Linked DNA regions of Homo sapiens: region 2 is linked to region 1. A link is a contact called in ENCODE Hi-C or POLR2A ChIA-PET data. All regions are on one chromosome and are shown on one strand. Each heading gives the region's core, a stretch centred on a gene start or an enhancer-like site at or near the end of the contact. The rest is flanking DNA. Distances are from core to core; before and after follow the strand shown.

What was found. Hi-C counts contacts between places; a loop is a spot of excess contacts on that map. ChIA-PET counts read pairs that join two places held with the same protein, here RNA polymerase II (POLR2A). Pooled maps may share reads with other maps.
Region 2: a map of left cardiac atrium shows a loop between it and region 1 (4-fold over the local background). The contact joins the promoter of CLLU1 here to the promoter of LINC02397 in region 1. A Hi-C loop is called at or near these places in 6 of 168 maps with a recorded cell type or tissue (GM12878, K562, OCI-LY7 and 2 more), 36 of 37 single-sample maps with no recorded cell type and 19 of 50 pooled maps. POLR2A ChIA-PET finds 5 or more read pairs at or near these places in 6 of 52 experiments (CD4-positive, alpha-beta memory T cell, GM12878, OCI-LY7 and 3 more).

What each region holds. Positions count from the first base shown.
Region 1 is chr12:92,465,429-92,467,928 of GRCh38, reverse strand. It overlaps LINC02397 (long intergenic non-protein coding RNA 2397), which reads right to left and starts at 1,250. Exons shown (of 2, transcript NR_144532.1): 1 at 927-1,250. RefSeq lists enhancers at 66-125, 906-995, 1,196-1,345, 1,102-1,609 and a silencer at 1,322-1,616.
Region 2 is chr12:92,419,661-92,424,539 of GRCh38, reverse strand. It overlaps CLLU1 (chronic lymphocytic leukemia up-regulated 1), which reads right to left and starts at 3,009. Exons shown (of 2, transcript NR_027933.1): 1 at 2,705-3,009. It overlaps CLLU1-AS1 (CLLU1 antisense RNA 1), which reads left to right. Exons shown (of 3, transcript NR_144319.2): 2 at 3,367-3,526; 3 at 4,080-4,454.

The sequences.
Region 1 (2,500 bases), core at 1-2,500:
AGACATTTCAAATTTTAAATTCTTCTCCCAACTCCTATACCTGGCTCTTTAATGTTATAAAAATCAGAGGATTCCACTAGGGGGGATAAATGTTTTGAAGAAGTAATCCATTGATCACTTCCTCTCACTCGACATGTTTAACTAGATGGAATCAATACTTCTTAGCCTAGCAATGGGTTTGTAAAAAAAAAAAAAAAAACGGTAACACAATTGGATGTTGTAAGGCAACTTAGGATAAAAGGATCCTGTAGACAAATTCCTCCTTATCCCTTACCCCACCTGTGAGCACCTTTGATTAAAAGTCAGATCTGTATGGATATATTAAGTCACCAAATTCATGGAGGTTAGGGCACAAATCTTTTTTTTTCATTTTTCAGTGCATTTACTTGTCATCCAACACCTGCCCTAATGACACACACAGAAACAAAGAATCTTGAGTTTTAAACTGAGCACAAGAAATTGAAAATATAACTATGTAAAACATCAAAAGTCCCACCCACTTTTTAAAAGAACTTGCTTAATTCAAGCATATTTAAGAAATAGTGCCCCTGTCTAACACATTTCTATTACATTAGCACAGTGCCTACTTGCAGGTTTTATTTCTTGCAGTTCAATGAGTACAGTATTTCAACTGGAGAACTCGAAACAGACACAAAGGCTTTTTTTTTTTTTTTTTTTAGTTAACCCTTCAGAGAAAACATGCAGGGACAATCACCACTTCTTCATTTTCACTGTCACCTGGATTCACAACCATGCAGCCAAAGACAGTTTCAGATGGGCAGATGGCCCTAGTGGTTAATAGAGATGAGAGAGGGAAAAGAAATAAATGAATGCTCTGTTTTCTGTGTAAGCAAATAAAAAGGCAGAGGAAACAAAAGGAATGAACCAGCCAATGGGGTTGAATCATCGAGTCCCTCTAAACATACCTTGACTTTCCCATGCAGGGATCTACTTCCCCGATAGCCAGTTCAGCGTGGATACTCATGCCGATGAGCCTAAGAATGTTTGCCTGTCAGAGATAAACACTGCATTTCTGCCTGCTGCACACAGAGTTGCTGGAACCTGACAATGCCGTGTGCGAGTAATAAGCCATCATGAAATGGTGAAAGAGTCAGGGCTCTTGAATTACGCTTGCTTTATATGGGTTGAATTGCACATCTAGGGCAATGTTTGGCCAAGTGAACAGGGCATGCAAAGACCTTGCTTCCTCTCTGTGCTGTGGGGAACTGAGACTGTGCCGGGCCTGCAAACGCGGTGAGGAAAAATCCATTTGAATGCTTACTGCTGAATGGTGCTGGGCATTGTCAGCTTTTGTTTACTTCATCTTACATGTGAAGATCGCAGCTGTTCCTTTCAGTAAAAAGAAGTAGGAGAATGTAGCAACCAACCTCACATTTTCCCCTCCTCCAAATGTTTGTGGAGCCCAACAGCTGTCTTTGCAAATCCTGTCACTCAGGATTGGAATGGTTCTACATAATCAAGAATGGAGTGGTGAGGCTGAGATTGTTGGCTGGCTCGAGGTAGCAGGTGGGAATGAACTGTTCTCTTAATGGGCTCACTTGGTCTGTTCCTGCAGGGACTGACTCAAAAAAGAAAAAAGAAAGTTTAAAGGAGGCGATGAAGGAAAGTTGAACACATATGTCTTGTATTTCATACGTATAGATCTGAATGGCTGTGAAGCATGAATTCACTGGTTGTTAGAATTGTAAGGGATTTGAAAGGTCCTATTGTCTAGGAGTTTTCAAATTATTTTTAGCAGCAGAGGTTTTTTTTTTTTTCTTTCCTCAAATGAAGTCTTAGACTAGGGATATTGTGTGATAAATGAAAATACCTACATAGAATAAGCGGAAGCATCAATGGAAAACTGGGCTGGGTATAAGAAAAGCAACTTCAATAACAAATGAGCTCAGTTCTGGTAACAGGGCGGGAGTCATGAGGACTGAGGCAAATTGGATGTGCTTGGAGAGGACGAGTGCTCCTCCTTCTCAGCACAGCCACGCACGGCATAAGGATGTTTTGGTCAAGAAAGACTGCGTGTATGATAGTGGTCCCAGATTATAATACTGTATTTTTATTGTACTTTTTCGATGTTTAGATACAGAAATGCTGACCATCGCAATGCACAGGAATGCCCTAGGATGGCGGCCAAAGCCTTCCGTCTCCCACCCAGCCCATTTTCCTAACAAATGTGCGCATTTAACATTGTTTTTCATCCCCAAGAATGGGGTATCAATAGAATCTACAAGACCAAGACTTAAATGAAATGAATCAACAGTAACACAAACAGTAGCAATTTTCAATTAGAAATTTAAGGAAAGCTTCATAAAATGTTCATAGAATTCTGTCTCAATTCACCTAGCCCATTTCAACTGTAGCGTAGACGTCTGTTGTTAACAGCCTTAACATCTTTTTTGGGCTTTTTGCAAATATGAGTACAATTTACGTCATTTATTCCCACCCAATAGATTAAATGCCAGGAGTCTGGAATACAGAGAAAAAA
Region 2 (4,879 bases), core at 1,760-4,259, 45 kb after region 1:
GCCTGGGTTTTCTTCCTTGGGAAAACTCAGAAATACTAAGTTGCAGAAAACAATCACAGGCTACAATGGAACTTCGCCAGCTCTACTGTGCATATGAATCCCGGGGCATCTTGTCAGTATTTATATTCTGATTCAGTGAGTCTGGGATGGGACCTGAGATTCTGCCTTTTTAACAAGCCCTCGGCAGATTCTGATGCTGCTGTTCCAGGGACCAAACTGAAGTAGCAAGATACTTAAGATTACAATATAAAATTTTACCTTCAACCCAAATATGTTATATCCTACTCCAATTCTGTATTTTTCTGATAGTTTCCTTTCTTCTCTTCTCTGATCTTTTTGTCACTTTTCTCTATTCCTGAAGAAATTAGAGCAAACCACTGCAACATAGTTTTTCTAGCATCCTTTAGCTAACTGCAATGAAATGTTAGGTCAAGTGTTATTTTTCCTTAGTTGGTAAAAAAAGAAATGTGATTTGTGGAATCTGTGGAATCTGAATGCTAAAAGAGAATTTACTCTCACCCTCCTTTATTTCCTTCCTCTGATATTTCTATTTCTCAGACCTCCCTCTTTTTTTTACCTTCTTCCTTTTTTTTTTTTTTTTTTTTTTTTGGTCACACTTGTTATACTCAATCTCTGGCACTTTTACAAAAATATTTTAAACTCTGCATTATCACTTTTCCCCAGTATTTTCTCTCCTTTTATGAAATTGAGCCCTATGGCTCATTTTATTTCCCTTAGCTTTTTAGTTAGATAGCATGACGTTATAATTCAGGCATAGTCAAAGCTGCAAACAGTAGCATAATGTTATTATACCTGAGTTAGACTGCCTGAGTTAATAGCCTAGGGTGACTAGCAGTCTTAACTTGGGTTAGATATTTAAACTTTAGGAGCTCAGTTTCTCCTCTTTAAGGTAGGATAATAGTGGTATACATATTTGGGTTATTTATGAAAAATAAATTTGACAAAAGTTAATTCACATAAAGGACTTAGCATAGTGCTTTGAATGGTGTCAGCTATATCATAATTAAAGATTATTTCCCCATGGGGCTATGGGATTATCTATCTGGACAACTGAGGATGGTGGCATGTAGCCCAGCAGTTTCCTTACATGCTGTGACCCAGCAAGCTGAGCCAGCTCTGTCTTAGGCACTTCCTGGAAGCAGGCTTATTGGTGTTTTCAACACCCAGAGTGGATCATTTGTTAACTCCTTCCTCCTCTATTCCGTACATTTCTTTTTCAGTAATAATCCTGTAATAATCAGTAATAATTATGCTTTTCTTGATTCGCTCTTTAGTTTTATAACAAATACCAGTTTTAAAAAGAAGAAAGCTGTAATTTCAGTGATGTTACTTAGTCTTGTAAAAATACTTCATGTACTTAAAATTGTGTCTAAAAAGCCAAAAATATTCCAGCATGAAGTTGACACTCTGTTTTACTATTCAAAATTTTAAGCACAAGTAAAAACTCTCAGTGGTTCCATAGAATGACAGAAGCAAGCAATTTTGGTTCACTTATTTTGTCTACACAATCACTGTGTTATCATTCTTGATTTTGAATCTGTGATTTGAAGAAGAAACATGTGGTACCCCAAAGACTAGGGCCATGAAATACCCTAAGTATTTACCTGAGTCCTTAAGAGTCAGGGACTGTATACCCGAATGTTTCCCATAATCATTTTCATGTTGAATTCAATGTTTGTTAAGGAACAGGTAATAAAAATATGCAAACTTGAAAGTATTTATATATTTAAAAGCTCAGTGGTGACCACAACAATTATTTAGAATTCAAACCAAGAAAATGTTTTTTCAGGGAAGAGTATTTGACCACTAGTATGATTTAGAATTATGATGCATGGCAATAATTATACCAAACTGCATTTCAGTGACTCTATTATTTTTTCAGATTCTCTACAGACAGTGCAGCCTAGTATCTCCCAGACTTGTACTTCCTATGGCCCTGCACTTGGGGCCCCACTGCCTGGTAGAAATGAAGGTTAGTGTTCGAAAGTATTTAAAGAATCCTGCTAATCCCTATTTTATCCATAAATGTCATCTGTCATAAAGAAACTTTTAGCAGTTTCTCAACTTCTGAGAGGTCTTGTGGGAGGTTTTGCCATAAAGTGCTCTTGTTGAGCTCTTGATATCTATAAGCTGATGCCCTGGGCTTGTCCCAAATGATGCCTCCCACCCATTCATCAGCAGGACACTATCCCAGTTCACACACCTATGCCCCATCTCCACATATGTTTCACCAAAACCATAAATTTTGAAATAGAGTCAATATAAATGTATAACATATTGTATTAGGGCTCTTCAGAGAAAAAGAACCAATAGTATATTTGTGTGTGTTTGTGTATGTGTGCGTATACAGTCATGCACTACACAATGACATTTCAGTCTACAAAGGATTGCATATATGATGGTGATCCCATAAGATTATACCATATTTTTACTGTACCTTTTCTACATTTAGATATGGTAGATACATACATACTTATCATGATGTTATACATACTTATCATGAGGTTACAAGCTACACCATGTAGCCTAGATGTGTAGTAGTCTATGCTGTCCAGGTTTGTGTAGTTACACTCTATGATGTTTGCACAATGATGAAATCACTTAACAATGCATTTCTCAGAACCTGTCTCCATTGTTAAGCAATGCATAACTGGATATGTAAATAAAATGGAAATTGACTCACACAATTATGGAGGCCAAGAAGTCCCATGATCTGCCATCTGCAAGCTGGAGAACCAGGAAACCTGGCAGTGTAATTCAGTCCAAGTCCAAAGAACTGAGAACCAGGGAAGCCAAAGGTGTAACTCCTGGTTTAAGTCTGAAGGCCCACTCACATCCAAGGGCAGGAGAAGATGATATACTAGATCAAGAAGAAAAGAAGCAAATTTTCCCTTCCTCTTTTTGTTTTATTCAAGCTTTCGACAGATTGGATGATGCCTGCCCTTATTGGTGAGAGCCGTCTGCTTTACTAAGTTCACCAATTCAAATGCTGATCTCTTCCGAAAACACTCTTATGGACACACCCAGAATAATGTTTTACCAGCTACCTGGTCATCCTTTAGCCTAGCCAGGTTGATGCATAAATTTAATTATCACACATATAGTCTTACCAATTAGTGACCTTTTCATTCTTTATGGTATTTAACAGTGAAGATTTGTAGATGGTCTGTCTACTTGGTTTTATAGGTTTTGATCAGCACTCAGAAGCTCAGTTTGATCACCCTAGTTTGGCCTGAGCTGAAAGCACTGAAACAGTGAGTTCTTTGGGTCTTACTTCTAGAAACCAGGAAATGAGAGAGATAGTGACTTGGTTTCTCTTATGTTTCCCTTTTGTTCTCTTCTCAGTGGCCTTGCTAACAAGTTTACCTCCAAACTATGAGATTTCAGAAGGAAAACCAAGAGCCATCTCTGCATATGTGAGAGCGGGCAAAGGAAATGTGACAAGGAGAAGAAAGAAGACACACTTGGGCAATGATGATGGGAAGAAGGAAGCACAGGAGAAAATGTAAGAAATGTACAGGTGAGAGAGATCAGGAGAAAGATGGGAAATGTGGGAGAGCAGCAGGAATCATAACAATAATAATGCCAATTTGGAAACGAGAACCAGTGTATAAAGCATACCAATAAGGCCAACGAAGTGCCAACGATGGAAAGCCACCCTATCAGGAGAAAGTAAAGTCATAGCAGATGTTTTATGAGACAGCTCAGAACACAATGACTGACCAAGAAAGCGGCACAAGTTAGAGGTGGAGAAATGACCCAGACCCAGACCTTTAGGGGTCCTGAACTTGGTTCATACCTCATGTCAGAAGGAGTAGTGACCAAAAGAAATTCTCTTTGCTTTAATTATAGAAGCAGGAATATACCTGATTTTGTATGTAACAGCATATGTTTAAGATCTGAATATTTCTATACCCAAAAGCATAATGTATTAGGGTTAATCATTTGAAATTGCCAATATGCACTCATTTTACCTATAAAAACTGTAATTTTGCATGGTTCAAACTAATAGATATGAAGATATTCTCAAGCAAACTTTTTTTTCTTTTGCCTTGAAGCCCATGAGGAAGATCCAAAGAGAACTTTGGCCTTAACTAAGCTTCCTACATTCTCCTGGAGTCGGTGGTTTATGAATGTGGTGCCATCTGGGGAACTGACAACCCCTGATGTGTTCACTCTGCTCGTCTTCCAGGTGAGAGAAGAAGAAGGCGAGAAAGAAAGAGAAGTTCCAGAATTTCACAGGCTGAGGGAGATGGTAGTAACTTCTGTTTATGTTGGTTTCTGTTTATTGGTTTGCTTTTTATTTTGAACTCGTTTGACTTCAGGTTCCAGATTTGTTTTTTTCTTTGTAAACGAGACTTTGACATTGTTAGCAGGCCCATCTGTTTGCTTTTCTTAAATAAAATGTAAATTGGTTTTTGTTTTAAATTTCAGGTGCTTTTAAGTTTGACTCTGCTATTCATTTCCTAAGGTAGTTTGGGCATGGTAGTGCTGGTAAGAACAGAGAAATCTTGCTTTATAGAATCTTTTTGTTCAAATGAATGTACATTTTTAGTATTCGAAAATTATCAGTTTTAATAGGTTTGATTTTCCTGTCTATAATCTGTGTTTTCTTCCTTATTCCCTCATTCTTTCCTATCCCATGGGCTCAGATTTATGCTCTGATCAAATTTCTTTTCATATCTTTCCACCTCACAACACACACAAGAAACCTAATACAAGCCACTATCTGTTTCTTTTTCAATGGAAAAGAAAAGGATTCCTATGGGATCATACTGATTCCTGTGGGCCCCTTGCATAAAAGATTGTAGTGCATTAAATAATGACCCTCCATTGGCCAATCAATCATTATTGAGCA